Linked DNA regions of Homo sapiens: region 2 is linked to region 1. A link is a loop called in an ENCODE intact Hi-C map of the cell type or tissue named here. Cell type or tissue: adrenal gland. All regions are shown on one strand. Each heading gives the region's core, and the rest is flanking DNA. Links, peaks and the distances in the headings are about the cores only. Region 1 holds the start of CCDC194 (coiled-coil domain containing 194). Region 2 overlaps ABHD8 (abhydrolase domain containing 8).

What was found. Peaks named below come from ENCODE experiments on the same cell type or tissue, not always from the same donor. Only the 100,000 strongest peaks of a DNase experiment are listed, where the experiment ranks them.
Region 2: a loop joins it to region 1, with 2.8 times the contacts of the local background. A loop is called at or near these places in 71 of 110 quality-filtered maps.

What each region holds. Positions count from the first base shown.
Region 1 is chr19:17,379,903-17,395,816 of GRCh38, reverse strand. It overlaps CCDC194 (coiled-coil domain containing 194), which reads left to right and starts at 1,621. Exons shown (of 4, transcript NM_001395222.1): 1 at 1,621-1,982; 2 at 3,971-4,067; 3 at 4,474-4,606; 4 at 5,158-8,621. The coding sequence starts at 1,659. The coding sequence ends at 5,308. RefSeq lists silencers at 4,298-4,487, 4,498-4,737 and an enhancer at 15,769-15,914. In adrenal gland, for the core only: CTCF peaks have their summits at 9,641 (motif pointing right) and 11,589 (motif pointing left); a DNase peak (open chromatin) is centred at 9,644; H3K4me3 peaks cover 1,051 bases; H3K27ac peaks cover 1,019 bases.
Region 2 is chr19:17,285,109-17,301,022 of GRCh38, reverse strand. It overlaps ABHD8 (abhydrolase domain containing 8), which reads left to right. Exons shown (of 5, transcript NM_024527.5): 2 at 1-167; 3 at 6,178-6,348; 4 at 6,519-6,735; 5 at 8,192-8,892. The coding sequence ends at 8,362. It overlaps ANKLE1 (ankyrin repeat and LEM domain containing 1), which reads right to left. Exons shown (of 9, transcript NM_152363.6): 7 at 15,433-15,592; 8 at 15,204-15,342; 9 at 13,377-14,643. The coding sequence ends at 14,471. It also overlaps a transcript of MRPL34 not described here. Among named protein-coding and RNA genes, the nearest start is that of ABHD8, 10 kb to the left of the region's middle. RefSeq lists enhancers at 1-62, 6,021-6,569, 6,570-7,118, 8,258-8,347 and a silencer at 8,418-8,597. In adrenal gland, for the core only: a CTCF peak has its summit at 8,056; DNase peaks (open chromatin) are centred at 4,561, 8,313 and 11,317; H3K4me3 peaks cover 864 bases; H3K27ac peaks cover 2,918 bases.

The sequences.
Region 1 (15,914 bases), core at 5,049-13,048:
TAAGACAGAGTCTTGCTCTTGTCGCCCAGGCTGGAGTGCAATGGCATGATTTCAGCTCACTGCAACCTCCCCCTCCTGGGTTGAACCCATTCTCCTGCCTCAGCCTCCCAGGTAGCTGGGATTACAGGCGCCCGCCACCACACCCGACTAATTTTTGTGTTTTTAAAAGAGATGAGGTTTCATCATGTTGGCCAGGCTGGTCTCGAACTCCTGACTTCAGGTGATCCACCCGCCTCGGCATCCCAAAGTGCTGGGATTACAGACGTGACCCATTGCGCCCGGCCTGCCATTACCTTTTTAATGTTAGGGCCCTAGGAGCTGATCAAAAGGAGGTAGTGTTGAAGAGGGGGACTTTCTGTAGGAGGGGACCTGTTAGCAGAGCAGCAATTAGCCAGGCAGAGGAGGAGAAGGTGTAAAGGCCCTGCGATGGGAATGCACTTGGTGGAAGAACCTTGGGGAGGCTACAGGAAGGAGTGAAAAGAAAATGACCTTAAAGGTGTGATCAGGTCCTTGAAGGTGTAAGGAGGGAGAGAAGGGGCAGGGGGAGATAGAGAAGGAGAAACAGGAAGAGGAGGGAGGAGGGGGAGGAGGGAGAGTAGGAGGAAGGAAGGGGAGGGGAGAACGGGTTGTATTCTAAGAGGGAAGGGGAGCCAGAGCCCAATTGTAATCACGTTGTAAGATCGCCCTCTGGCTGCCCAGTGGCGAGCAGGCGGGAAGACGGGGCCGGTCCACCCTGTTGTCTACCCTCCGGTCCTCTTCACAGCCGGCGTGGCAGCCTAAACTCTGCCAACCGTAAGTCAGTGGAGTATCCTCCCATCTCCCAATGCGGTTACCCCGTCAACAGAATGGGAACCACAGGCCGGATGCGGTGGCTCACGCCTTTAATCCCAGCACTTTGGGAGACCAAGGCGGGAGGATCGCTTGAGCCCAGGAGTTCAAGACCAGCCTGGGCAACATAGCGAGACCCTGTCTCAAAAAAACAATCAAACAAAAAAAATTAAAATTAGCCGGGCGCGGGGGCTCACGCCTGTAATCTCAGCACTTTGGGAAGCCGAGGTGGGCAGATCATTTGAGGTCAGGAGTTCGAGACCAGCCTGGCCAACATGGTGAAACCCCGTGTCTACTAAAAATATAAAAATTAGCTGGGCGTGATGGCAGTCGCCTGTAATCCCAGCTACTCAGGAGGCTGAGGCAGGAGAATCGCTTCAACCAGAGACGGAGGTTTCAGTGAGCCAAGATTGTGCCATTGCACTCCAGCTTGGGCGACACAAACACACAAAATTAAGATTAAAAAATATTGGAAACGACATATCCCCAAATGATAGCCAAGCACTTCGTTTGCAGATGCGGTCTTTGGCGCTTCCTACAGATGTGCCAGCTTGATTCCTACCAAGCCCTACCAAGCAGGAGTTAATACTCTCCCCATTTCACAAAGGGGGAAATTGAGGCACAGAGGGCAGCACGTGGGATGCAGGAACCCAGAACCCCTAGTCCTTTCTTGGGCTCGACGGGATGGACCAGCCCCTGGAGGGGGTCCAACCCCTCCCAACGGCCTGGGAAGCCACGGCCAGGCTGGGCGGAACCGTGGGTGTCCCTGGCGCCCCAAGGTGCCAATTAAATATTCGTGGCCGTCTGGGGCCAGAGCTGTGGACCGCGGCATGGCCGAGCCGGGGCCGGAGCCCGGGCGTGCCTGGCGGGTGCTCGCCCTGTGCGGGGTGGCCGTGTTCCTGGCTGCGGCAGCAGCCGGCGGGGCCCTGGTAGCCTGGAATCTGGCCGCCTCGGCTGCTCGGGGACCTCGCTGCCCGGAGCCAGGGGCCAATGCCACGGCGCCGCCCGGGGACCCGCCGCCTGGGGTCGACGACCTGCGGCGCCGGCTGGCAGAGGCTGCCGAGCGGGAGGAGGCCCTAGCCAGGCAGCTGGACCAGGCGGAAAGTATCCGGCACGAGTTGGAGAAGGCATTAAAGGCCTGTGAAGGCCGCCAGGTAGGTGGGCCGGGTAGAGGGGGAGCTCGGGAATCCAGAATGTTGAGATAAGAGACGGCCTGCCCACACAACTCCAGGGTTCCCTCCCTGTGCCTCGGTTTCCCCAGTTCCTCGAATTGAGAGGGTATTGAGAATAGCGCCCTAATGCCTTCCAACCCTTAGATGTCAGCTCACCATGGAGTCTACCTTCTGATCAGAAAGGTGGATCACCTGAGGTCAGGAGTTCGAGACCAGCCTGGCCAATATGGTGAAACCCTGTCTCTACTAAAAATACAAAAATTAGCCTGGCGTGATGGTGAACGCCTGTAATCCCAGCTCCTCAGGAGGCTAACGCGGGAGAATCGCTTGAACCCGGAAGGTGGAGGTTGCAGTGAGCTGAGACCGCGCCACTGCACTCCAGCCTGGGTGACACAGCGAGACTCCATCTGAAAAAAAAAAAAAAAAAAAAAAAAAAAAAAGTCTCACTGTCCTTTGCTATTTGCCAGATAAATGGTGTCTGGAGAAACGCCAGACCACTGGAGGCCCTCCTCCATGTGCCAACTCAGCCCCACTCCAGCCAGTTTCCAGCAGCCCTATTTTGAGAGAGGGACATACATGTCACCTGTAATTAGGAGGCTAAAGTTGGCCTCTTGGGGGAGGTACCTGCTGGGTCCTCCTTTTCCTCTGACTAACCCTTCAGACTTTTTCTTAACCTTTTCCAGCCCTGAGCCTGCCAAAAGAACTGTCCTTAAAATCCCAGCCATTTCCATTTATGGAGTGACTACTGTATACCTCTGTGCACACCCCCCATTCCACCCCAACCTCCCAGCCCAGCCGAGGTAGTGCAGCATCTGAATATTAAAAATCAAAATGGGGCCGGGCGCAGTGGCTCACGCCTGTAATCCTAGCACTTTTGGAAGCCAGGGCGAGTGTATCAGTTGAGGTCAAGAGTTCGAGACCAGCCTGGCCAATGTGGTGAAAACCCGTCTCTACTAAAAATACAAAAATTAGCCAGGTGTGATGGCGCATGCTTGTAATCCCAGGCGGAGGTTGCAGTGAGCTGAGATCCCACCACTGCACTCCCGCCTGGGCGACAGAGCAAGACCCCATCTCAAAATAAATAAATAAATCCAAATAAACCCCTACCCCTTTTCTGCCCCCTGGACCAAGAGAAGGGACTGGGGCAGTCGAGGTTAAGAGGATCCTACTCCAAGTACAGGTTCTGGCTCTGCCCCCTTGCTGTAAGACGCACTGAGGAAGCCGAACCAGTCGTTTTGCAGAATGTCCTACACAGGCAACCGACACATACCCCAAAAATTCAATCATTGTCAACCATCAAATTGCCCTGTGTTGGTTTTTGTTGTTGCTGGGTTTGTTTGTTCTGAGACGGAGTCATGCTCTTTTGTCCAGGCTGGAGTGCAGTGGCACAATAGCTCACTGCAACCTCCACCTCCCAGGTTCAAGCGATTCTCCTGTCTCAGCCTCCTGAGGAGCTGGGATTACAGGCGCCCACCACCACACACTGCTATTTTTTTTTTTTTTTTAAGTAGAGATGGGTTTTCACCATGTTGGCCAGGCTAGTCTCGAACTCCTGGCCTCAAGTGATCCGCCTGCCTCGGTCTCCCAAAGTGCTGAGATTACAGGCGTGAGCCACGACGCCCGGCTAACTTTGTTGGTTTGAAATCCCATCAGCTAGTCCCAGATGGAGCTGAAAGTGGAACTTGAATCTGACCGCAGAGCTCAGCACTCTCCACTTTCTGGTGGCTTAGGGTTGGTGGCGTTGGACCTGGGCAGAGATCTCCCTCCAGGCAGGCAGCTGTCACCACTCGGTGCCCCAGGCTTCAGAAGCCACTTCTGTATTTTACAACTACAAGGCCCCAAAGGACATTCCACACAAAGCTCAGGACACAGGGTCGCAGGTGGCTTCTCACTGTCCCCAAAAGGGCCAGGCCGAATCACTCCTCCTCTCCTCTGCCTACACCCCCTCCCACTTCCCCTCCACTCCTCAGAGCCGGCTTCAGACCCAACTAACGACACTGAAGATTGAGATGGACGAAGCCAAGGCACAGGGGACCCAGATGGGGGCCGAGAACGGGGCGCTGACAGGTGCGTTGGGGTGTAAGGGAGTGGGCAGGGATAGAAGTGGGAGGAGCCTAGGTGAATCCTAGTTATCCAAACAAGCACAGTTGCAAACGTAATGCAAATAACACGGATATAAACGCAAAAACTTATGAAAAGAATGCAAACAACATGCAGAGGCCATGCAAATGTCACAAAAACAAGGCAAATGCCACAAAACATGCAAACTCCTTGTAAACGACTCACGAAAGCAATGCAAACCTATGAAAAGCTATGCAAATGGCACGTGGAAGCCATGCAATGGTACACACTAATTTAATTCAAATAAAGGAAAGCGTGCAAACGGCATGCAGACTATCAACTTGGATTCCGGCGTGCGTGGGGCGGGTGGGCGCGGGAGTCTCCAGCCTGACCCGGCTCCCTGCGCCCCCAGAGGCCCTGGCGCGCTGGGAGGCGGCGGCCACGGAGTCTACGCGGCGGCTGGACGAGGCTCTGCGGCGCGCAGGCGTGGCGGAGGCCGAGGGCGAAGCCTGTGCGGCCCGGGAGGCGGCGCTGCGCGAACGCCTGTGAGTGAGGGGCTGGCCCGAGGGCGGGGTCGGATGGACGGGGAGGGCGCGACCAATGCTTGCGCAGGGCTGCATTCTTTCGGCCAATCATTACTTTGGGCGTGGAATTGTGGTGGGGGGGGGGCATTGTTGATTTAATAGGGGGATCCTGGAATTGGAACCTAAGGATGGAGAAGGGAGTGGACTCTCTTGGGATTCCAGGCTGGGGCGGGCATTCTAGAAACTTAGGTCCCCAGGATCCAGCGTCGGTGGGAGCCCCGAGAGGGACGGGGAACGGAAGAGAAGGGAGCAAGGAAAAGGGAGTATCGAGGGAGAGGCTGGTGGTAGGGGGACAGAGCTTCTGGGGATGTAGCTGGGAGTCTCTAGGGAGGCGTCCCGGGAATGGCTGGGGGTCGAGAACGGATGCCGGATCCTGGGGAGCGGGAAACCCTGGGAGATGGGGATCTCTGGGGATGGAGTTCCCAGCAAAGGGACGCTCTGGCGGATGAGGGCTGGCGATGTCTGGGGACAGGGGTCCAGAGGCTGACAGCCCCCTTCCCCCTTCCCGGCAGTAACGTCCTGGAAGCCGAGATGAGCCCACAGCGCAGAGTGCCCCGGCCGCGTCCCCGCTCGGGGTCCCGACCCCGGCCCAGCCCTCGCTCGCGCTCTCGCTCCGGACCCTCCGGGGGCTGCCGGCGGCCGGCGCGGCGCGCACGAGGGTGAGTCGGCCCCCTGCCGGAAGGGGGCGTCGGCCTGGAGGACACATATGGGGGGGGGGTCTGCGGGGACGTGTATAGAGGCACCCCCACGCTGGATGCGACACTCAGCTTTAGACCCTGGAGACGTCCTGAACGGAAACTGCACAGAAAGGTGCCTCAGCCCTCTCTCCCCCACCATGTAAAGTGCTTATTCTACAGACAGGGAAACTGAGGCCCAAGTGATCATGCAGTGAGCTAGTGCTTAGCTGGGATTTGAAGTCCCCTCTAACAACAATGTTGCCGTCATCCCACAGATATGAGGACTGGAGGTCTAGCCCTGGCTCAGGAAAAACCGGAAAGGGTCACTTTCCCTCTTTGGGTTTCAGTTTACCCTATCTGTAAAATGGGTGATTGGACTCATGATAGGGAGCTGATTTGACAACAAAAGCTGACAAAGGTGGCACAATAGGAAAACCGCAAATCCCTAACCCTGTGAGAAGGGTACAAAACTCCCAGATGGAATTTAAACAAAAAGAACCAAGTAACATGTTTGTTTTGGTTTGGTTTTGAGATGGAGTTTTGCTGTTGTCGCCCAGGCTGGAGTGCAGTGGCACAATTTGGGCTCACTGCAACCTTCACCTCCCAGGTTCAAGCAATTCTCCTGCCTCAGCCTCCCAGGTAGCTGGGATTACAGGCCCCCACCACTACGCCCAGCTGATTTTTGTATTTTTAGTAGAGACGGGGTTACACCATGTTGGCCAGGCTGGTCTCGAACTCCTGAGCTTAGGTGATCCGCCCACCCGGCCTCCCAAAGTGCTGGGATTACAGGTGTGAGCCACCGCTCCCAGCCCATGTTTTTAACCTACACTGCAACAAAGGTGACTTATGCCTGAGACAGAGCAATGGTTCAATATTGCCAAGTCTGTTAATTGCTATACTAATAGATCAAATGAGGAAATGTATAAATTGTGGGGGAAAAAACACATCAAAATCAGTGCCAAGGTGAGGACGTCCACTGTCAAGTAGTTTTTTTTCTGGGAGTACAAGCCAATGCAATTACACAAGAAAAATAAAAGCTACAACTAAAAGGAAGAGAATCTGTAGGTTGAATCACAAGAAAGAGCTGTTTATATGGGTCAAAAATCATTGAAATATGGACAATTTTATATTGCTCAATTTCACATGAATGTATTAGTGGGTTTTCTTGTTTTTCTAACCTTTAAACATTTTTAGCTTGTTATCTAAATTTAACCTTTATATTTGGCATAACTTCAGACTTACAGAAAATTTGGTGGATTAATCTCCAACTCCTTAACAACACAAAGGTTATGGGCACCAGTTCTCCATGCAGTTGAAAATTCACACATAACTTTGACTCCTCCAAACTCAAAGCTGGCCAGGTGTGGTGGCTCACGCCTGTAATCCCAACATTTTGGGAGGCCACAGCAAGAAGATCACTTGAGCCCAGGAGTTCAAGACCAGCCTGGGCACCATAGCAAGAACCTGTCTCTACAAATAATATCAATAATTAGCTGAGCATGGTGACATGCATCTGTAGCCCCAGCTACTTGGGAGGCTGAGGCGGGAGGATCACTTGAGCCCAGGACGTCAAGTTTGCAGTGAGCCATGATCACACCACTGCACTTCAGTCCTCTGAGTGACAGAGCAAGACCCGGTCTCAAAAATTAAACATGAAAAATTAAAGCTATAAAAAAATTATTAAGAAAATCATGCTGGGCACAGTGGTTCATGCCTGTAAGCCCAATACTTTGGGAGGCTAAGGCGGGAGGATCTCTTGAGCCCTGAAGTTCAAGACCAGTCTGGGCAACATAGGGAGACCCTGTCTCTACAAATAATTGTTTCAAAATTCTTTGGGAGGCTGAGGCGGGTGGATCACTTGAGCTCAGGTGTTTGAGACCAGCCTGGGCAACATGGTGAAACCCATTCTCTACCAAAAATACAAAATATTAGCTGGGCATGGTGGCATGCACCTGTGGTCCCATCTACTTCGGAGACTGAGGTGGGAGGATCACTTGAGCCTGGGAGGCAGAGGCTGCAGTGAGCCAAGATCGTGCTAGGGTGACTGGAGCAAAACCCCTTCAAGAAAAGAAAGAAGAGAAAGAAAGAAAAAAGAAAGACAAAAAAGAAAAGAAAGAAAGAGAAGAAAGTAGCCAGGCTTGGTGGCATGCACCTGTGGTCCCAGCTACTTGGGAGGCTGAAGCAGGAAGATCACTTAAGCCCAGGAGGTGGAAGCTGCAGTGAGCCATGATCATGCCACTGCACTCCAGCCTAGGTGACTGAGTGAGATCCTGTCTCAAAAAAAAAAAAAAAAAAAAAAAAGGAAAAAAAGAGCCCGGGGGTGGCTCACGCCTGTAATCCCAGCACTTTGGGAGGCCGAGGCGGGCGGATCACGAGGTCAGGAGATCGAGACCATCCTGGCTAACACGGTGAAACCCTTTCTCTATTAAAAATACAAAAAATTAGCCGGGCATGGTGGTGGGCATCTGTAGTCCCAGCTACTTGGGAGGCTGAGGCGGGAGAATGGCATGAACCTGGGAGGCGGAGCTTGCAGTGATCTGAGATCGCACCACTGCACTCCAGCCTGGGTGACAGAGTGAGACTCTGTCTCAAAAAAAATAAAAATAAATAGAAAAGAAAGACAGAAAAAGAAAAAGTGTCTGTCCATCCACAGTGGAACGCTATGCAACCACCATTTAAACAGCCAAAGCAGATCTTCTCTAAGATATGTTAATGTGAAAAGCAGGAGATTGATAAGTTGTGTACTTTCTTTCTTTCTTTCTTTTTTTTTCTTTTTGAGATAGAGTCTTGCTTTTGTTGCCCAGGCTGGAGTGCAATGGCGCAGTCTCAGCTCACTGCAACCTCCGCCTCTCGGGTTCAAACGATTCTCTTGCCTCAGCCTCGAGTAACTGGAATTACAGGCGCCCATCACCAGACTCAGCTAGTTTTTTGTGTTTTTTAGTAAAGACGGGGTTTCACCATGTTGGCCAGGCTGGTCTCGAATTGCTAACCTCGGGTGATCCACCCTCCTTGGCCTCCCAAAGTGCTGGGATTACAGGCCTGAGCCGCTGTGCCCGGCCCCCGTTTTTGTGTGTGTGTGTGTGTGTAGGGCTTGGGGAGGGGACTTTTATCCAAATATCTCTGAAGGAGATGCTGGTCACAGCCTCCACCTCTGGGGAGCGAACCAGGGGTCTGGGAATCGGTGGGGGACATACTTGCACATTTCTCTATGTACCTTTTGTAAAAATTGCATTTTTAAAAACCATGCACATGTGTCACTTATTACAAATTAAAAATTAAAAATTGTTTTTAAAAATGTCTGGGCTGAGTGTGGTGGTGGCTCGTGTCTATAATCCCAGCACATTGGGAGGCTGAAGCAGGAGGATCACTTGAGCCCAGGAGTTGGAGAACAGCCTGAGCAATGTAAGGAGACCACCATCTTTACAAAAAGTTTAAAAATTAGCCAGGCGTGGTGGTGCGCACCTGTAGTCCCAGCTACTTGGGAGGCTGAGGCAGGAGAATCGCTTGAACCCTGGGGGTAGAGGTTGCAGTAAGCCAAGATCACTCCATTGCACTCCAGCCTGGGCGACAGAGTGAGACCCTGTCTCAAAAACTAAATGAATAGGCTGGGCACGGTGGCTCACACCTGTAATCCCAGCACTTTGGGAGTCCGAGGCAGGTGGATCATCTGAGGTCAAGAGTTCAAGACCAGCCTGGCCAACATGGTGAAACCCCATCTCTACTAAAAATACAAAAATTAGCAGGGCGAGGTGGTGGGCGTCTGTAATCCCAGCTACTTGGGAGGCTGAGGCAGGAGAATCGCTTGAATCTGGGAGGCAGAGGTTGTAGTGAGCCCAGATTGCACCACTGCACTCCAGCCTGGGCAACAGAGCGAGACTCCATTTCAAAAAAATAAATAAGTAAATACAAATAACAATTAGCCGGGCGTGGTGGTGCACACCTGTAGTCCCAGCTACACGGGAGGCTGTGCCAGGAGAATCGCTTGAACCCTGGAGGTGGAGGTTGCAGTGAGCTGAGATCGTAGCCACTGCACTCCAGTCTGGGTGACAGAGTGAGACCTGTTACTCAAAAACTAAGTACATAAAAATAAATTTAAAAAATTCCTAAGAGGCCGGTGTAGAGAGGGGATTGGAAGCTCTTGGAACTCTGACACCACCCCCTTTAGCCAGTCCTGCTCACGATCCTCCCATCCACCTGGGGTTTGTAGGTGCCTGATCAGGACCTTCACCTGAGAGGGGGCTCATCTGGAGGCTCTGCCTATGGGGAAAATGAGGCTGCGGGAAGGGGAGATCTAGCTGTTGTGTTCCGCCAACGGCCACCAGGGGCCGCCCCAGCCAGCAGATCCAGTTGCAGCCTCCTGAGGGCCCAGAGTTTGAGAGTCGGACAGGGTGGGTCTGAGACCACCTCCCCCGGCCCTGGCGTCAATCCAGAAGCCAGCAGGAAACGGTTCCTCCTTCTGGAGTCAGCCAGAGCTGGAAGCCTGGAGACTGGCCTCGCCCCAGCCAGGACCCCAGGGACGCAAGACCCCCTCACCACGGCGCTGTGTGGTCCAAGAACTGGCCCGTGTAAAGGGCAGGGCACAGGGCTGTCCATGGGAACTAAGTCATTGTCACCATTATGCATTTATTTCCACTGCTGGCTCCATCTTGACCATACCCGAGGGACCACTGAACATCAGTTCTGAGCCAGCCGTGGTGGCTCACTCCTGTAATCCCAACACTTTGGGAGGCCAAGGCGCACTGATCACTTGGGATCAGGAGTTCGAGACCAGCCCGGCCAACATGGTGAAACCCCATCTCTACTAAAAATACAAAAAAATAGCTGGGTGTGGTCATGGGCATCTGTAAACCCAGCTATTCCGGAGGCTGAGGCAGGAGAATTGCTTGAACCCGGGAAGCAGAGGTTGCAGTGAGCCGAGATCGCGCCACTGCACTCCAGCCTGAGCGACAGAGCGAGACTCCGTCTCCAAAAAAAAAAAAAATCAGTTCTGGGGATGGAGGGTGATAGGGAGCCATGGCAGATGTGTAAGTAGGAGGGGCACAGGCAGAACTAGTGTCAAAGAATTTTGGGAAGCGGGGAATTTGAGGCTGGAGGCTTTGAACCCCAGGGAAGTCATAAGACAAGAGTCGGTGAGTATTCGAGGTGACTTGAGGAGGGTAGGCTGAGAACTTGGTCTGCACTGAGGCTCCCTGGATGCCCAGAGAGGCAAACAGCACTTCTCAGTGAGACCTGCCTCCCACCCTACAGAGCCAGCCACTGAGCTGTCCTTGTTCTGTCTCCCTGCCTCCACCTGTCTAATGATCCCTCTTGGTCTCTGTTGATCATCTCTCTCTTTCTTTCTTTTTTTTTTGAGATGGAGTTTCGCTCTTTTTGCCTAGGCTAGAGTGCAATGGTGCGATTTTGGCTCACTGCAACCTCCGCCCCCTCAGTTTAAGTGATTCTCCTGCCTCAGCCTCCTGAGTAGCTGGGATTACAGGTGCGCATAACCACAGCCAGCAAATTTTTTTTTTTTTTTTTTTTTTTTTAGTAGAGACAGGATTTCACCATGTTGGCCAGGCTGGTCTTGAACCCCTGACCTCAGGTGATCCACCTGCCTTGGCCTCCCAAAGTGTTGGGATTATGGGCCTGAGCCACCGCACCCAGCCTTTTTTTTTTTTTTTTTTTTTTTTGAGACGGAATCTTGCTCTGTTCCCCAGGCTGGAGTGCAGTGGCGTGATCTCGGCTCACGGCAACCTCCACCTCCCTGGTTCAAATGATTCTCCTGCCTCACCTTCCCAAGTAGCTGGAATTACAGGCACGTGCCACTACACTGGGCTAATTTTTTTTTTTTTTTTTTTTGAGACGGAGTCTCGCTCTGTCGCCAGGCTGGAGTGCAGTGGCGTGGTCTCGGCTCACTGCAACCTCCGCCTCCTGGGTTCAAGTGATTCTCCTGCCTCAGCCTCCCAAGTAGACTCCCAAGGGATTACAGGCACGTGCCACCACACCTAGCTAATTTTTGTATTTTTTTTAGTAGAGATGGGGTTTCGCCATGTTGGCCAGGCTGGTCTTGAACTCCTGACCTCATGATCCGCCCGCCTCGGCCTCCAAGTGCTGGGATTACAGGTGTGAGCCACTGCGCCTGGCCAATATTTTTATTTTTAGTGGAGACAGGGTTTCACCATGTTGGGCCAGGCTGGTTTCGAACTCCTGACCTCAGGTGATTCACCTGCATCGGCCTCCCAAAGTGCTGGGATTACAGGCGTGAGCAACAGCACCCGCCCTCTGCTGGTCATCTCTTTAAGTGTCTTTCTGTCTCTGGTTATCTCTGTCTGTCTACCCCTGTCTCCAGGGCACCATCCTGGGTAATCCCTATCCGTGGCCACACTGGACCTCCCCTCCCATAGCTGGAGGGACAGGGGTAGGGGACAAAAATGGAAAGCCCACAGTGGCCTTGGCAGGAGGGGACATGGGCTAGTTGCAACCTGACCTTTCCAGCCCTCCAGTCACAGGCAAGGAAGTAGGTCCCTGTTTTTCTTTTTATTTATTTATTTATTTATGACACCGAGTTTCACTGTTGTTGCCCAGGCTGGAGTGCAATGGCGCAGTCTCAGCTCACTGCAACCTCCACCTCCCGGGTTTAAGCGATTCTTCTGCCTCAGCCTCCCCAGTGCTGGGATTACAGGCATGCGCCAGGACACTTGGCTAGTTTTGTATTTTTAGTAGAGACGGGGTTTCTCCATGTTGGTCAGGGTGGTCTCAAACTCCTGGCCTCAGGTGATCTGCCTGCCTCAGCCTCCCAAAGTGCTGGGATTACAGGCGTGAGCCACCACGCCCAGCCTAGGTCCCTGTTTTTCAGCAGGGAACACAGAGTCCCAGAGAGCACAGGTTTCCCCCACCCCACAGAGGGACTCTCTTCGCTGCCTCCGTCACCTCCAAAAGCACAAAACTTAACTTCACTTCGATTAACCAAAAACCAAACTCACAGACATAAAAGTGGAGGGTTGGCCCGGTGCAGTGGCTAATGCCTGTAATCCCAGCATTTTGGGAGGCTGAGTTAGGAGGATCACTTGAGGTCAGGAGTTCAAGACCAGTCTGTCCAATATGGTGAAACCCAGTCTCTATTAAAAATATAACAATTAGCCGGGGGTGGTAGTGTGTACCTGTAGTCCCATCTACTTAGGAGGCTGAGCCAGAATTGCTCTAACCTGGGAGACAGAGGTTGCAGTGAGCCGAAATGGCGCCACTGCACTCCAGCCTGGGCGACAGAGCGAGACTCCGTCTCAAAAAAAACAAAAAAAGAAAAAGAAAAAAAAAAGCCAGGCGCAGGGGCTCACGCCTGTAATCCTAGCACTTTGGGAGGCCGAGGTGGGTGGATCACGAGGTCAGGAGATCGAGACCATCCTGGCTAACACGGTGAAACCCCATCTCTACTAAAGGCACAAAAAATTAGCCTGTAGTCCCCAGCTACTCTAGAGGCTGAAGCAGGAGAATGGCATGAACCCGGAAGGAGGCGGAGCTTGCAGTGAGCCAAGATCGTGCCACTGCACTCCAGCCTGGGCAACAGCGCAACACTCCGTCTCAAAAAAAAAAAAACAAAATAGTGGAAGGTTTTCTGAACTTCACTGAAATCCTTCTTCACCAGAAATATCACTTCCTCAAGGACCTTCCTGAAGTTCTGAGTGATTTTGTTTTTTTTTAACTCGTGTCTCCATGAGGACTTCAGTGTCAGTTTTCAGGGAGTGACACAGAGTTGACTTCCTCATGACAGTTTTTCCTTCTCCACTCAAACAAACAAATGAAACCAAATCAATTGTTTTCTGTTTAGAAAAACAAAAGGGTTTAAAAAGCAAGCCTGATTTTCTGATGCCCCTCCAAGGGAATTTGAAGGGATTCATGTGCAAAATTTCCTGTGAACATGACAAATTGTTTTCAGGAAAAAACCCAACACTCACATCAGGGCTGATGCATTTGACTTCATGTAGATTCTTGATCAGGCACTCACATTCTCCCTCCAGATTTTTCTGGCCAAGGACACAAACAGAACATTTTCATAAAGTCCATGTTTGGAGATTTCAGACATCGCAGGCAAAGATGTCAATGAAAACAACCTCTTTGAAGGACAAATTGGTGACAACTATCAAAATGTAAAAATGTGCCCACTTTGAGACCCAGTAATTTCATTCATTTCTGGAAATTTGATTTTCTTTCTTTCTTTCTTTCTTTCTTTCTTTCTTTTTTTTTTTTTTTTTTTTTTTGAGACCGGGTCTCACTCTGTCACCCAGGCTGGAGTGCAGTGGTGTGATCTCGGCTCACTGCAACCTGTGCCTCCTGGATTCAAGCAATTCTCTGCCTCAGCCTCCCAAGTAGCTGGGACTACCACACCCGGCTAATTTTTGTATTTTTTGAAGAGATGGGATTTCAACATGTTGCCCAGGCTGGTCTCAAACTCCTGGACTCAAGTGATCCGCCTGCCTTGGCTTTCCAAAGTGCTTTGGATTACAGATGTGAGCCACCGCACCCAGCCAGGAAATTTGATTTTAAATCTTCTTTTATTTATTGAAAAACTAACTCAGAAAAAATCTAAGTGTCCATTCATAATTTTATGGTACTGTATCTGGTGAAAACCTAAACAGCCAGCCATAGGAGTCAATGAATCTCAAAGACATAATACTGTGCAAAAAGAGGAAGGTCTATCTTTACCTTTTTTTTTTTTTTTTTTTTTGAGATGGAGTCTCACTCTGTAGCCCAGGCTAGAGTGCAGTGGCACGATCTGGGCTCACTGCAACCTCCACCTCCCAGGTTCAAGCAATTCTTCTGCCTCAGCCTCCCGTGTAGCTGGGAGTACTGGCATCCGCCACCATATCTAGCTAATTTTTGTATTTTTAGTAGAGATGGGGTTTCACCATATTGGCCAGGCTGGTCTCGAACTCCTGACCTCGTGATCTACCCGCCTCGACCTCCCAAAGTGCTGGGATTACAGGTGTGAGCCACGACCCCCAGCCTACCCTTTTTGCTAAAAAAAAAAAAAAAAAAAAAAAAAAAAAAAAAAAAAAAAAAATCAGGCCTGGCGTGGTGGCTCACGCCTGTAATCCCAGCAATTTGGGAGGATGAGGTGGGTGGATCACCTGTGGTCAGGAGTTCGACACCAGCCTGGCCAACATGGCGAAAGCCCATCTGTACTAAAAAATACCAAAAAAAAAAAAAAAATTAGCTAGGCATGGTGGTGTGCACCTGTAATCCCAGCTACTCAGGAGGCTGAGGCAGGAGAATCACTTGAACCCAGAGGTGGAGGTTGCAGTGAGCCAAGATCATGCCATTGCATGCCAGCCTGGACGACAAGAGAAAACTCTGCCTCAAAACAAACAAACAAAAAGTTACAAAGTTAAATCAGCTAATATAACAAATGATCCAAAACAGAAACATTACAAATTAAAGGTGTGAGATCAAATTAGAAAAGGACACCAAATATTGTTTTTGGGCTTGATACAAATAACATTGGTATGTATATTTAAAACTCTGCTTCTCACATGGTGACAACTGTTCAAAATTGTGGCACATCAGTACCATCAGGTCCGGGGGGCTTTTTGTTTTCTGGGAGTTTGAGGTTGCCTTTATTTTTCCTTGTCAACTGGTATCACATTCATACATACATAGATGCAACATCTTCTATATACAATGAAGAACAGCCAAGATCTTAAGTGTACACCAAGACCCACATCTACTGGCATTGGCCCAGACACTGCACCCAGCCTCAGCTCCTCTGCTGGACCCTGGTCACCCACACTTCATCCCCATCATGCTCTCCTTTCCCCAGTGCTCTCACAGGCCTGGGGCACCGGCAGCTGGGAATACTGCCCCTCCCCTATGTCTGAGTTCCTCAGCCTGACATCAGAGGCCAGGCATGATCCAGCCCTCACATCTTAAAAAATGCCATCATTGCCCGGTGCGGTGGTTCATTCTGTAATCTCAGCACTTTGGGAGTCCAAGGCAGGTGGATCACCTGAGGTCAGGAGTTTGTGACCAGCCTGGTCAACATGGTGGAACCCCGTCTCTACTAAAAATACAAAAATTAGCTGAGCAGTAGTGCTGCACATCTGTAATCCCAGCTACTTGGGAGGCTGAGGCAGGAGAATTGCTTGAACTCTGGAGGCAGAGGTTGCAGTGAGCCGAGATCGCACCACTGCACTCCATCCTGAGCAATAGAGCAAGACTCTGTCTCAAAAAAAAAAGGCCATCATTTATTAAGACTGAGTATGTTCCAGGCATGACGTCAAGTACTTCAAAACTGGCTATGTTGTTGGCCAGGTGAGGTAGCTCACGCCTGTAATCCGAGCACTTTGGGAGGCCGACGCAGGCGGATCACGAGGTCAGGAGTTTGAGACCAGCCTGGTGAAACCCTGTCTCTACTAAAAATACAAAAAATTAGCCAGGCATGCTGGCGCGTGCCTGTAGTCCCAGCTACTCAGGAGGCTGAGGCAGGAGAATCCCTTGAACCCAGGAGGCAGAGGCTGTGGTGAGCCAAGATAGTGCCACTGCACTCCAGCCTGGGGAACAGTGCCAGACTCCATCTCAAAAAAAAAAAAAAAAAACAAAAAAAAAAAACAAAAAAAACT
Region 2 (15,914 bases), core at 4,333-12,332, 94 kb after region 1:
GTGCGCCTAGGCTATGAGGTGGTGGCTCCTGACCTGGCCGGCCACGGGGCCAGCTCTGCGCCCCAGGTGGCCGCAGCCTACACCTTCTATGCGCTGGCTGAGGACATGCGAGCAATCTTCAAGCGCTATGCCAAGAAGCGAAATGTGCTCATTGGCCATTCCTACGGGTAAGTGAACCCTGGCATGTGGGGTGGGGGTGAGGGATGGGGTCAGCAGGGACTACAGTCACAAAATACTGAGTTTTTGGCTGAGCCCCGTGGCTCACGCCTGTAATCCCAGCACTTTGGGAGGCCGAGGCAGGCGGATCACCTGAGGTTGGGAGTTCGGGAACAGTCTGGCCAAGGTGGTGAAACCCCGTCTCTACCAAAAATACAAAAATTAGCCAGACGTGGTGGCACGCGCCTGTAGTCCCAGCTACTCGGGAGGCTGAGGCAGAGGAATCACTTGAACCGAGGAGGTGGAGGTTGCAGTGAGCCGAGATTGTGTCACTGCACTCCAGCCTGGGCGACAGAGGGAGACTCTGAGATGCCACTGACACCTGTAATCCCAGTGCTTTCGGGGGCCAAGGCGGGAGGATATCTTGAGGCAAGGAGTTTGAGACCAGCCTGGGCAACATAGGGAGAACCCCCTAGCTCTACAAAAAGTACAAACATTAGCTAGGTGAGGAGGTGCACGCATATAGTTCCACCTACTTAAGGGCTGAGGCAGGAGATTGCTTGAGTCTGGGAGGTCGAGGCTGCAGTGAACTGTGATCACACCACTGCACTCCAGCCTGGGCAGCATGGCAAGAACCTGTCGCTCTTTAAAAAAGAAAAAAAAATCCGGGCGCGGTGGCTCACGCCTGTAATCCCAGCACTTTGGGAGGCTGAGGCGGGCGGATCACGAGGTCAGAAGATTGAGACCATCCTGGCTAACACGGTGAAACCCTGTCTCTACTAAAAATACAAAAAATTAGCTGGGTGTGGTGGTGGGCACCTATAGTCCCAGCTACTCGGGAGGCTGAGGCAGGAGAATGGCATGAGCACGGGAGACGGAGCTTGCAGTGAGCCAAGATCATATTGTGCCACTGCACTCCAGCCTGGGCGACAGAAGGAGACTCCGTCATGAAAAAAAAAAAAGGGGCCACCACGCGCGGTGGTGCACATTTGTAATCCCAGCACTTTGTGGATGGATCATTGGAGATGAGTTTGGACAACATGGCAAAACCTTATCTCCTAAAACAAAACAAAGCAAACAAAAATCCTAATTTTTCTCCTTGAAAAAAATCCCATTTTTCAATTTAATTTTTACATTTTTAAAATTTTTTTTTCTTTTAAATAGAGATGGCATCTCACTATGTTGCCCAAGATGTTCTTTAACTACTGGGCTCAAGTGATCCTTGCACCTCAGCCTCCCAAAGTGCTAGGACTACAGGTGTGAGTCATTGTGCTCAGCCTTAATTTTTTTTTTTTTTTTTTTTTTTGAGATGGAGTCTCACTCTGTCCCCCAGGCTGGAGTGCAGTGGCGTGATCCTGGCTCACTGCAAGCTCCACCTCCCAGGTTCATGCCATTCTCCTGCCTCAGCCTCCCTAGTAGCTGGGACTACAGGCACCCGCTACCATGCCTGGCTAATTTTTTGTCTTTTTAGTACAGACGGGGTTTCACCGTGTTAGCCAGGATGGTCTCGATCTCCTGACCTCGTGATTCGCCCTCCTCGGCCTCCCAAAGCGCTGGGATTACAGGCGTGAGCCAACGCACCAGGCCAATTTTCAAGTTCAAAAAAAAATTATATAGAGAATGGGGGGGGGGTCTCATTATGTTGCCCAGGCTGGTCTTGAACTCCTGGGCTCAAGCCATCCTCCCTCCTTGGCCTCCCGATGTGGTGGGGTAACAGGCATGAGCCGCTATACCAGGCTGAAAACTCCCATTAGCATATGTAATCAGACAGGGATTTCCGTCATCACTGATATTGTTTCACATTGTTCTAAAGCAGTGTTGCTCAGGCCAGGTGCAGTGGCTTACGCCTGTAATCCTAGCACTTTAGGAAGCCAAAGCAGGCAGATCACTTGAGGTCAGGAGTTCAACACCAGTTTGGCCAACATGGTGAAACCCCATCTCTACTAAAAGTACAAAAAATTAACCAGGCATGATGGTGTGTGCCTGTAATCCCAGCTACTCGGGGGTGTGAGGCAGGAGAATCACTTGAACCTGGGAGGCAGAGGTTGCAGTGAGCCAAGATCACACCACTGCACTCCAGCCTGAGCAACAGAGTGAGACTCTGCCCAAAAAAAAAAAAAAAAAAAAAAAAGCAGTGTTGTTCAATCCCAGCACTATCGTGTTTGGCCAGGTTATTTTTTTTCTGTGAGGGGCTATAGGATGTTTAGTAGCATCCCTGGCTTCTGCCCACTGGATGCAACTACACAATCTAGTGTTGATCATGACAGTCAAAAATGTCTTCAGTAGTTGCCAAGCGTGCCCTGGTGGGCAGAATTACCCCCAGCTGAGAACCACTGCCTTAGACTAAGTTAAAAAATCAACTGCCCTGGAGAACACTGTGCATTCAGGAAGCGCTCATCGGAATCCTGTAAATTCTAGGCATTTACAAAGGCATGGGTTACTGTAATTCACTCCTGCTTAAAGGGCAGGTAATACAACCTAAAACTTACCAAGAACCCCTCCATGGAAGGCTTGGTCCCCAGGGCTTGACCACTACCAAGTGGCCTCATTCTCTCCTTTATCCAGGAAGAAAGGCAAGATTGAACAGCCAGGCAAGTTGAGCACCACTGTTTTAGAGATTCTAGCCTATGCAATTAGACAAGAAAAAAAGGCCAGGCGTGGTGGCTCACACCTGTAATCCCAGCAATTTGGGAGGCCGAGGCGGGCGGATCAGGAGGTCAGGAGATCAAGACCATCCTGGCTAACACGGTGAAACCCCGTCTCTACTAAAAAATACAAAAAAAAATTAGCCAGGCATGGTGGCAGGCGCCTGTAGTCCCAGCTACTCAGGAGGCTGAGGCAGGAGAATGGCGTGCACCCAGGAGGTGGAGCTTGCAGTGAGCCGAGATTGTGCCACTGCACTCCAGCCTGGGTGACAGAGTGAGACTCCATCTCAAAAAAAAAAAAAAAGAAAAAAGAAAAATAAATAAGTGGCCAGGTGTGGTGGCTTACACCTATAATCCCAACACTTTGGGAAGCTGAGGTGGGAGGACTGCTATAGCTGAGGAGTTCAAGACCAACCTGGGCAACATAAGCAAGATCTCATCTCTACAAAAAACTAAAAAGTAAAAAAAAAAAAAAAAGAAAAGAAAACAAAGAAGTTACATAAGTATCTAAAAGAAAGGAATCTAGACTGAGAGGTAACAGCTCTTATTTGTTTATATTTCTTTATATAACATACTCAAAAGTTGATGCTTATGAGAAATGATTCCTCTAATTAAATGAGCACCCACCTGCTGGGCACAGTGGTTCACACCTGTAATCCCAGAACTTTTGGAGGCCGAGGCAGGCGGATCACAAGGTCAGGAGTTCAAGACCAGCCTGGCCAAAATGGTGAAACCCCGTCTCTAATAAAAATACAAAAAGTAGCTGGGTATGGTTGCAGGTGCCTATAATCCCAGCTACTTGGGAGGCTGAGGCAGGATAATCATTCGAACCCATGAGGTGGGGGTTGCAGTGAGCCGAGATCGCACCATTGCACTCCAGCCTGAGTGACAGAGCAAGACTCTGTCTCGAGAAAAAAACAAAAAAACAAAAAAAACACCCACCTACAATAGTTCCCATGACCCCATAACAGTGCTATTAGGTCAGCACATTTACAACTTCAGGAATGTGGAGGCTGAAGCTCAGAGAGGTGAAGCAACCTGCCCAAAGGCATACAGGAAGTCCCTGACACAATCAGGTCTGCCTGACTCCTGTCTGTATCCTTTCCTCATTACAGCAGGGGCTGGCAAACATTTCCTTAAAGGATCGGATAGCGAATATTTTAGGTTTGCAGGCCATACAGTCACTGTTGGAACTTCTGATAAAACTTTATTTAGGAAACATTTTTTGGCCAGGCACGGTGGCTCACGCCTCTAATCCCAGCACTTTGGGAGGCCAAGGTGGGCAGATCACCTGAGGTCGGGAGTTCAAGACCAGCCTGACTAACACGGTGAAACCCCGTCTCTACTAAAAATACAAAAATTAGCCGGGCATAATGGCAGATGCCTGTAATCCCAGCTACTCGGGAGGCTGAGACAGGAGAATCACTTGAACCCGGGAGGCGGAGGTTGCAGTGAGCCGAGATCGCGCCACTGTGCTCCAGCGTGGGCAACAGAGCAGGACTCCATCTCAAAAAAAAAAAAAAAAACCTTATTTAGGAAACATTTTTCAAATCTCCAAAAGTGTAAACTGTATTTAAAAAAGCAAATGACTAGCCCACAGGCCGTACATAGTTTGTTGACCCCTGCTTTTGTAGGAATGAGGAGCTCAGCTTTGGGGGCTTCTCAGGCCTTCCATCTTGTATAAGGAAGACAGATATGTCATGCCCAGAGGCAGGTGGCAGAACATCCTGAAAGGGAAGGGATAGTAGGAAACAGTGACCTCCCCTGGGCAGCCGGAAGCATTTGTTTAATCAGATTGCTTTCCTACCACTTGCTGATGAGTAATTCTTACCGCTTTTGGGTCATGGTGGCTTGAAGAATCTGATGAGGGCCGGGCACAGTGGCTCATATCTATAATCTTAACACTTTGGAAGGCCAAGGTGGAAGGATCACTTGAGCCCAGAAGTTCAAGACCAGCCTGGGCAACATAGTGAGACCCCCATCTCTACAAAAATTTTAAACAATTAAAATAAAAAGTCTGGTGAAACTTCTGGATCCAGATTCTCTCTTCAAAATAAGTTCCATCCTCAACACTCAAACTCACACTTTCACGGTATTTGAGAGGCCGCACTCATCCCTCACCCCTTCAGGTGTCCATGGACCCCAGGGGAAGAATCTTGGCTTCCAAGGACCTGCCTTCTGGGTAGGGGGAGGACATGAACCCCCTCACCAGGCCGGGTGTCACGGCTCACGCCTATAATCCCAGCACTTTGGGAGGTTAAGGCCAGAGGATCACTTGAGCCCAGGAGTTCAAGACCAGCCTGGGCAACATAAGGAGACCCTGTCTTTATAAAAAAATTTTTAAAAATTAGCTGAGCATGGTGGCACATGCCTGTAGTCCCAGCTATTCAGAAGGCTGAGGTGGGAGGATCTCTTGAGCCCAGGAAGTCAAGGCTGCAGGGAGCTATGATTACGCCACCGCACCACTCCAGCCTAGGCGACAGCGAAACCTTGTCTCAAAAACAAAAACAAAACAGGCCAGCCCAGTGGCTCATGCCTGTAATCCCCGCACTTTGGGAAGCCAAGGTGGGTGGATCACTTGAGGTCAGGAGTTCTCGACCAGCCTGAGCAACATGCTGAAACCCTGTGTCTACTAAAAAATACAAAAATTAGCCAGGTGTGGTGGTGCATGCCTGTACTCCCAGCTACTCGGGAGGCTGAGGAAGGAGAATCAGTTGAACCCAGGAGGCAGAGGTTGCAGTGAGCTGAGATTGCATCACTGTACTCCAACCTGGGCAACAGAATGAGACTCCATCTCAAAAACAAAAACAAACCAGGCCAGGCGCAGTGGCTCAGGCCTGTAATCCCAGCACTTTGGGAGGCCGAGGCGGATGGATCACTTGAGGTCAGGAATTTGAGACCAGCCCGACCAACATGGTGAAACCCCATCTCTACTAAAAATACAAAAAATTAGCCGGGCGCGGTGGCGGGCGCCTGTAGTCCCAGCTACTCGGGAGGCTGAGGCAGGAGAATGGCGTGAACCCGGGAAGCGGAGCTTGCAGTGAGCCGAGATTGCGCCACTGCAGTCCGCAGTCCGGCCTGGGCGACAGAGCGAGACTCCGTCTCAAAAAAAAAAAAAAAAAAAAAAAAAATTACCTGGGTGTGGTGGTGTGCGCCTGCAATCTCAGCTACTCGGGAGACTGAGGCAGGAGAATCGCTTGAACCTGGGAGGCAGAGGTTGCAGTGAGCCAAGATGGAGCCACTGCATTCCAGCCTGGGGGACAGAGTAAAACTGTCTCAAACAAAAACAAAAACAAAGCAAAACAAAATGGTCACTGCTTGTATCCTGCTGACCGCCTCCCTTCAATCCTCCTATCACCCCACCCGTTCCGGGCAGTGTCTCTTTCTGCACATTCCTGGCACATGAGTACCCAGACCTAGTGCACAAGGTGATCATGATCAATGGCGGGGGCCCTACGGCGCTGGAGCCCAGCTTCTGCTCAATCTTCAACATGCCCACCTGCGTCCTGCACTGCTTGTCGCCCTGCCTGGCCTGGAGCTTCCTCAAGTGAGTGTCCCCACCCCAAAGACCGTGATCCTGGCCCTGGCGAACCCAGGCATCTGCTCGAGTTGGATGGGAGGGGGGACTGTACCGCTGGGACTAGGGCTGGCATCGGGGGCACCCCACGGCAGTCGGGCTGGCATAAGGGGCTCTAGCGGTGCCTCCACCACCACCAGGGCCGGCTTCGCCCGCCAAGGAGCCAAGGAGAAGCAGCTGTTAAAGGAGGGCAACGCTTTCAACGTGTCATCCTTCGTACTCCGGGCCATGATGAGCGGCCAGTACTGGCCCGAGGGCGACGAGGTCTACCACGCCGAGCTCACCGTGCCCGTCCTGCTTGTCCACGGCATGCACGATAAGTTTGTGCCGGTGGAGGAAGACCAGCGCATGGCCGAGGTAGAGGCGGGCACCTGGGGCGCCACAGCTACAAATCCCCAGGGTGCTGCCCGGGAGGGGCGTGGCCTCTGCGGGGGGCGTGGTAGCGCTTGGTGGGCGTGCTTTCTTCCCGAGGGGGCGTGGCTGCCGGGTGGGCGTGGCCTCTAGTTGCTGTATCTTGTTCTGACCCCAGGCAAACAGGAGCATTAGGTCTAGCATCAGAAGTAGAATCTAGAAAGCAGGGCTGCCCTGGACAGGTGTTAGCAATTACGCACTGTCCCCACCGCTGTAAGAAGGCTCTCCTCACAGCGGAGGATTTGTATGAGACCGGTGACCTATATAATTCTAGAAGACCGGCACCAGGGGATCTTTAGATTAGAAACTCTAATTAGCGAGTTCAGATTAGAAAGGGTCTGGGGATCCTTAGCACTTAGAATAGCCCTGGATACTAGCCCGGCGAGGTGGTTCACGCCAATAATCGCTGCAACTTGGGAGGCTGAGTGGGGCGGATCGCTTGAACCCAGGAGTTCAAGGCTGTGGTGAGCCATGCTCGCACCACTGCACTCCAGCCTGGGCGACAGAGCAAGACCCCGTTTCTTAAAGAAAAAAAAAAAAAAACAAAAACCATTAAAGTATAACTGGACTGGTGGTTCTTAACTAAGGAGGATTCTGCCCCCAAGGAACACGTGGAAATGCATGGAGACATTTTTAGGTGTCACGACTGAGGGGGAGGGGGTACTACTGGCATCTAGTGGGTGGAGGCCAGGGATGCTGCTCAACACCCTACAAATGCACAGGATAGCAGCCCCCACCCCAGCTACCCGCCCCTTCCCCGCCCACCCCCGCCCCCCCAGCAAAGAATGATCCAGCTCCTAATGTTGGTAGAGTTGAAGTTGACAAAATCCTCCTCCAGGCCGGGCGCGGTGGCTCACTCCTGTAATCCCAGCACTTTGGGAGACCGAGGCGGGCAGATCGCCTGAGGTCAGGAGTTGGAGATCAGCCTGACAAACATGGCGAAACCCCGTCTCTACTAAAAATACAAAAAATTAGCCGGGTGTAGTGGCGCGTGCCTGTAATCCCAGCTACTTGGGAGGCTGAGGCAAGAGAATCGCTTGAAGCCGGGAGGCAGAGGTTGGAGTGAGCCGAGATTACGCCACTGCACTCCAGCCTGGGTGACAGAGCAAGACTCTGTCTCAAAAAAAAAAAAAAAGAAAGAAAAGAAAAAAAGAAGAAAATCCTTCTCCTGGCATACTGTAGACACTTAATAAATGCTGGATGCCTGAATACTAGTTGGGTTCCAGCAGGGCTACAGGCCATCCTCCAGCTCCCCCTTGAGTGGAAGTGGAGAGATGCAGGGTAGATGGGAGGAGGGACTTTTGGATGCTGTGGGCCATGTGTGTATGGCGGAGTCCCAGGGAAGCCTGGCCTCTCTCCACCCTCTTGCCCCCGCCTACCTTGAGCCCTGCGTCTTCTGCAGATCCTGCTCCTGGCATTCCTGAAGCTCATCGACGAGGGCAGCCACATGGTGATGCTGGAATGCCCTGAGACGGTCAACACGCTGCTCCACGAATTCCTGCTCTGGGAGCCCGAGCCCTCGCCCAAGGCTCTACCGGAGCCACTGCCGGCGCCTCCAGAAGACAAGAAGTAGCCGCTGGGCCGGCGGGGCATCGCTTGGTGAGCACAGCCGCAGCAGGAGGAGGCCCGAGCCTGCGCCAGGTCTGCAGCGCAGACCACCTGGGCGGGCCGTTCGCTCCGGTGGGCGGGGCCAGGTCAGGGAGACGCCCCCAGGCTGCCTGGGCGGGGCGTGGCATCCGAGGGAGCCCAGCGGACATTCCGCTCTCCGCTTCCGTCCCGCGGGGCCCATCGGCGTTTTGGGGCCGCAGCCGGGACCCTCACGGAAGATGACCTTGTACAGAAGCTCTCCCTCACCTTCCCCCCAACGCCACGGCCAAGGCAGGCCCCCCACCCCGCTGTCTTCCGTGTCAGCCGTGCTTGATCCTGGGACCCACGAGCCCCACAGGGACCCTCGAGGCCCCATCCCGTTATCCGAGACCCTTCCTACCCCCCATTCCTCGGCGCTGGGAGCTATTTTTGCCCAAGGGGGGGGGATGGGGGGGCTGGCGCCACCGAACCTGCACATCTCAACTTGTAACTCAATAAACAGAAGTGACAATCGGAGTCTCCGGACCTGTGCTGGGTGACCACAGGGCAGGGTGTTCGCCGCCTGGAGCCTCAGTTTTCCCATCTGCAGACTGGGCTCAGGCTGGTGCCTCGCGCTCAGGATCGACTTCGACAATGTCTGGTGTCCACGTTAGCTTCCTGAATTTCCCCTCGTACCTCAGAAGGCTGAGGCTCCTTGGACAGTATCCCCCAGGGCAGGAGGCAACTTATCAAGAGGTGACCCCGGCCGGACGTGGTGACTCACGCCTGTAATCCCAGCACTTTGGGAGGCCGAGGAGTATCGCCTGAGGTCAGGAGTTCGAGAACAGCCTGGCCAAAATGGTGAAACCCCGTCTCTATTTAAAAATGCAGACAGGCCAGGCGCGGTGGTTCACGCCTGTAATCCCAGCACTTTGGGAGGCAGAGGTGGGGGGATCACGAGGTCAGGAGATCGAGACCATCCTGGCTAACACAGTGAAACCCCGTCTCTAGTAAAAAATACAAAAAATTAGCTGGGCGTGGTGGCGGGCGCCTGTAGTCCCAGCTACTCGGGAGGCTGTGGCAGAAGAATGGCGTGAACCCGGGAGGCGGAAATTACAGTGAGCCGAGATCGTGCCACTGCACTCCAGCCTGGGTGACAGAGCGAGACTCCATCTAAAACAAACAAACAAACAACAACAACAACAACAACAAAAAACAAAGACAAGCCAGGAATGGTGGCACGCGCCTGTGGTCCCAGCTACTCGGGGAGCCTGAGGCAGGAGAATCGCTTGAACCCAGGAAGTGGAGGTTGCGGTCAGCTGAGATCGTACCACTGCACTCCAGCCTGCGCAACAAGGCGATACTCCTTCTCAAAAAAAAACGAGATGAGCCCTTCCCTGGCCGGAAGAGATCCAACCGAGGTTTAGGTGAAGATCAGTGGGTGTTGCATGGAATTAGAGCTGCCATAATTGAGTGCCCACTGTTTTCCAGGCTGTGTGTTGAATGCCTGCCACCCACTGGTTCATTGAATTCGACTCATCCAACCCCACCCAGCAAGTCAGGACCTTTTACTATTCCCGTGTTATATCTTTCAGCTTGGTTTAGGGCCACCTTTGTCAAGAAGACTTTTCTTTTGAAACCACCAAATCTGTCTTTTAGTTGGGTTTTGGTTTTGTTTTTGTTTGTTTGTTTGTTTGTTTTTTGAGACAGAGTCTCACTCTGTCGCCCAGGCTGGAGTGCAGTGGCACGATCTCGGCTCACTGCAACCTCCGCCCCCCGGGTTCAGGAAATTTTCCTGCCTCAGCCACTGGAGTAGCTGGGATTACAGGCTCCTGCCACTACGCCCAGCTAATTTTTGTATTTTTAGTAGAGACGGGGTTTCACCATCTTGGCCAGACTGGTCTTGGAACTCCTGACCTCGTGATCCACCCGCCTCGGCCTCCCAAAGTGCTGGGGTTACAGGCGTGATCCACCGCACCTCACCTACATTTTATTCTGGTCCATGTATATCTGGTCCTATCTGTGGTTTCTGTGTATTACAGGAGGAGGGAGGAAATCTTTCCCTCGGTTCTGTCCTTTCCCCACCGGTTTGTGAGCTCCATCCTTAGTTTAGCCAGGGGGGCAATTGTGTCCATTGGCAACTTCTGGAGACATTTTTGATCGCCATGTTTGGGGGTGCATGGGTGTTGCTGACTTCTAGTGGATGGAGGCCAGGAACGCTGCTCATCACCCTGAAATGCAAGGGACAGACCCCACAGCAAAGAATAAGCCAACCCCAAATGTCATTAGGGCCAAGATTGGGAAACCCTGTGTTAGACAAATCCCATCTCTTCTGGGGGCTCTAGGTTCTTTACCAATGTCCTGTTTGTGTATTCTGGGGCGATGGCACAGTGTCATAACACCTGTGGCTTTATTATTAGATTTGGCAACTGGGAGGCATCCCTGTTTCACACTTTTTTTTTTTTTTCTGAGACAGTGTCTTGCTCTGTTACCCAGGCTGGAGTGCAGTGGCACAATCTCGGTTCACTGCAGCCTCAGCCTCCTGGGTTCAAGCGATTCTCCTGCCTCAGCCTCCCGAGTAGCTGAGATTACAGACACCCGCCACCGCGCCCGGCTAATTTTTGTATTTTTAGTAGAGACAGTGTTTCACTGTGTTGGCCAGGCTGATCTTGAACTCCTGACCTCAGGTGATCCACTCGCTTCGGCCTCCCAAAGTTCTGGGAGTACAGGCGTGAGCCACGGTGCCTGGCCCCTGTTTTACACTGGAGGAAAGTGAAGCTCAGAGAGCGGTTTCTTCAGCTCGATTACAAGTGGTCGAGCCCAAACCCACTCCAGAGACTGGACCCCTAATCACAATACCAGCCATTCCCCGAGGAGCAGCCGGTGGCTAAGCAGTGGCGAGGTGGGTGGAAACTCGGCCCAGGTCACAGCCCGCCCCCTGGGGGACCTGGTTGGCTAAACCGCCGTGATGACCGGCAGGTCCTGAAACCAATGAGGCAGCGGATCTCTCCCAAGTCCCTAAATGCACCGGGCCCTTTGCAGAAGCGACTTCCAGAAGCTTAAATGCCCTCGACCCCCCCCCGACCCCCGCCCGCCCGAAACCAGACCGCTGACATCTCACCAGGATGGCGGCTTGGTATTTACTTAAGACCTTTGCACATGAATGGTCTGAAGTCGCATAGCATCGCTGGAAGTCGGGTTATTTATTATTATTATTATTATTATTATTATTATTATTATTATTATTATTATTATTTGAGACGGAGTCTCACTGTCGCCCAGGCTGGGGTACAGTGGCGCGATCTCAGTTTTCTGCAACCTTCGCCTCCCGGGTTCAAGTGATTCTCCTGCCTCAGCCTCCCAAGTAGCTGGAATCACAGGTGCTCACCACCACACCCGGCTCATGTTTTGTATGTAGTAGAGACAGGGTTTCACCATGTTGGTCAGGCTGGTCTTGAACTCCTGACCTCAGGTGATCCACCCGCCTCGGCCTCCCAAAGTGCCGGGATTACAGGCGTGAGCCACCACGCCCTGCCGGGTTATTATTAATGATCCCTCCCTTTTTTTGAGACGGAGTTTTGCTCTTGTTACCCAGGCTGGACTGCAATGGCTTGATCTTGGCTCACTGCAACCTCCGCCTCCCGGGTTCAAGCAATTCTCCTGCCTCAGCCTCCCAAGTAGCTGAGATTACAGGCATGCGCCACCACGCCCAGCTAATTTTTGTATTTTTAATAGAGATGGGGTTTCTCCATGTTGGTCAGGCTGGTCTCGAACTCCCGAACTCAGGTGATCTGCCTGCCTCGGCCTCCCAAAGTGCTGGGATTACAGGCGTGAGCCACCGAGCCCGGCCAATAATCCCATTTTATAGTGGATAAACAGGTTCCCAGAAGCAACAGGGGAGGCTGGGGTTGCACAATGATCCTGAGGAGGGTCCCAGCCCTGCTCACGCCTCATCACACAGGCGGCCCCTTGAGGGCCCCCACACCTCCCCTTCCTCCAGCAAGTTCTCGCCTGGGCTGCACTGCCACACACTTTGGGCTCTGAGCCACACACTTTGCTCACATGACCTTATTTTTAAATTTTTATAGTTTTTTTAAGAGACAGGATCTTGATATCGCCCAGGCTGGAGTGCAGTGCTGTGATGGTAGCTCCTTGAAGCCTCCAACTCCCAGGCTCAAGCAATCTTCCCACCTCAGGCTCCCAAGCAGCTAGGACCACAGGCCCACCCACCAGATCCGCCTAATGTTTTTACTTTTCGTAGAGATAGAGTCTTGCTATGTTGCCCAGGCTGGTCTCAAACTCCTGGGCTCATGCTATGCTCCCGCCTCAGCCTCCCAAAGTGCTGGGATTACAAGCGTGACACCCAGCCCCAACATGACCTTACAATGATCCCCTGGAGTAGGACCTCTTTACTGCCTCCACTGTACAACCAAGGAAACTGATGCTCAGGCAGATAAAATACTGATCAGAGGTCTCACGGCTGGGTAGCAGTGAACTTGGCTCTTGAGCTGGGTAGATATCCTGAGTGCAGCTGAGGATCCCCCAGTCCAACCCGCCATGTGGGTGTCCCATGTCTGGGCGGTAAAAGCAGCCTCTATCCATTTTATTTTATTTATTTTTTGAGACAGAGTCTCGCTCTGTTGCCCAGGCTGGAGTGCAGTGGCACAATCTCGGCTCACTGCAAGCTCCACCTCCCAGGTTCATGCCATTCTCCTGCCTCAGCTTCCCGAGTAGCTGGGATTATAGCCGCCTGCAACCATGCCTGTCTAATTTTTTGTATTTTTAGTAGAGACGGGGTTTCACCATGTTAGCCAGGACGGTCTCAATCTCCTGACCTTGTGATCCACCTGCCTCAGCCTCCCAAAGTGCTGGGATTACAGGCGTGAGCCACCGCGCCTGGCAGGCTCCATCCATTTTGACAGCACCAAGCTGCCAAAGTGTTACCAGAAAGGCCCGATCCAGACCCCAAGAGAGGGTTCTCCAATCTCACGCTAGAAAGAATCCAGGGCGAGTTCATAGAGTACAGTGAAAGCAAATTTATTAAGAAACTAAAGGAATAAAAGAATGGCTACTCCATAGACAGGGCAGGGCTGCTGGTTGCCCATTTTTATGGTTATTTCTTGATGATATGCTAAACAAGGGGTGGATTATTCATGCCTCCCCTTTTTAGACCATATAGGGTCTAAAGGTTAACGTCCTGATGTTGATGTGGCATTTGTTTTTTTGTTTGTTTGTTTGAGACAGACTCTCGCTCTGTTGCCCAGGCTGGAGTGCAATGGTACAATCTCAGCTCACTGCAACCTCCACCTCCTGGGTTCAAGCGATCCTCCTGCCTCAGCCCCCCTAGTAGCTGGGATTACAGGCACGCGCCACCATGCCCAGCTAATTTTGGTATTTTTAGTAGAGATAGGGTTTCGCCACGTTGGCCACGCTGGTCTTGAACTCCTGACCTTAGGTGATCTGCCCTCCTTGGCCTCCCAAAATGCTAGGATTACAGGCGTGAGCCACCGCGCCTGGCCAGCCATGGCATTTGTAAACTGTCATGGCGCTGGTGGGAGTGTAGCAATGAGGACGACCAGAGGTCACTCTTGTCGCCATCTTGGTATTGGTGGGTTTTGGCCGGCTTCTTTACTGCAACCTGTTTTATCAGCAGGTTCTTTATGACCCGTTATCTTGTGCTGACCTCCTACCTGATCCCGTGACTTAGAATGCTTTAACCATCTGGGAATGCAGCCCAGTAGGTTTCAGCCTCATTTTACCCAGCTCCTATTCCAGGTGGAGTTGCCCAGGTTCAAACGCCTCTTACAGAAGCACCGGACTGTTCCAAAGCACCTTCTGCTTCCCTTCTTGTCCTCCTCCCACGATGGGGAGCTCACTACTTACTACCTCTCCAGCAGTACCATCTGTAACAAAGTCCTCTCTCAGCCTGGGGGAGATCTGCCTGGGTGCTCCCTACACACACACACACACACACAAACACACACACACACACACACACACACACACACACACACACACACCCCTTCTGAAACCAGAGATGGGGGCTGCTGTCAGCATGGGGCAGCTGGAACATTCAAACATTTCTCCCCAGGCTGGATGGCCAACTCCCCAGCACTCAGCCCCGGGCCTGGATGTCCTGGGGATGAAGCTGTCGCTCGCCTTCAGCCAGGAAGACAAGGAGGGCACGGTGCAGCAGGTGCACCCCCAAGCGCCGGCGACGAGCAGGTGGCCAGCCTGCCACCACTCCATAGCAGTGCCCTTGCTTCTGGTTGGTGAGCGTCTGGATCCCTGGAGAAATTGGATGTGGGGTCACAGGGGCAGCCATGGGGACACCTCCCCATCCAGCAGAAGTGTGTGACAGCAGGCGGCTGGGTATGGTGGCTCACGCCTGTAATCCCAACACTTTGGGTAGATCACATGAAGCCAGGAGTTCGAGACCAGCCTGGCCAACATGGTGAAACCCTGTCTTTACTAAAAAATACAAAAATTAGCTTGGCACAGTATGGTGATATGTGCCTGTAATCTCAGCTACTGGGGAGGCTGAGGCACAAGAATCACTTGAACCTGGGAGGCAGAGGCTGCAGTGAGTCGGGATCACGCCACCACACTCCAGCCTGGGCGACAGAGTCTCACACACACACAAAAAAGTATGTGACAGCAAACCCAATGTGTATTGCCCTTGAGTGGGGATAAACCAATGGAGCAAAATACATGCATGTGCAGGTTCAAAGTTGGTGCTCAATAATTGCTCAGTCAACAAATGAACACCCCTCAGAAGGAAAAAAATGAGGGAACTGGGAAGCCAAATGCCTTTCATATGACCCCCATTCTAGGTACCAGGCACCCACCTAGGGCTTCCACAATACACGCCTCCCGTGTATAAGCCTCCACAGCGACCACGTGCTGGAAGCAATGTAGGGACACAACACCGCAACCACTGGCCCAGATGTCCAAGATCTGACGCACCTTGGGGCAGGCCTGGTGGGGCTAGGGCAGAATCAGGAGTCAGCACCCCCAATACCCTCCCCTGCCCATGGCCCGACTGCCCTCGCTGAACCCTGATCCCTGTCCTCACACCTGTTTTCTTGACCGCCCATGGTGACCAAGGGCCTCCCAGAGGTGGACATATGGCCGGGCCCTCGTCCCTTTGCCCACGTAGAAGATGGCACGGATGAAAGTCTGAAGGCGCTCAGCTGGGGTCAGTGAGAAGGCTCGGGCTGGCAGGTCCTGAGTCTCCCTGGATGAAGGGGATAGCTCAGACAGGGAAAAGTGGATACAGTGGTCCCCAGAGGCAGTCCTTAAAGTCACAACATATCTTGAACCCATGTCTAGTGACTCCTGATTACAGGATCAGAGAGAGTCAGCGGCTCCCCAAAGACATTCAGCAGCTTTCTTTTTTTTTTTTTTTGAGACAGAGTTTCACTCTTGTTCCCCAGGCTGGAGTGCAATGGCACAATCTCAGTTCACTGCAATCTCCACCTCCTGGGTTCAAGTGATTCTCCTGCCTCAGCCTCCTGAATAGCTGGGATTACAGGCATGCACCAACACACCTGGCTAAT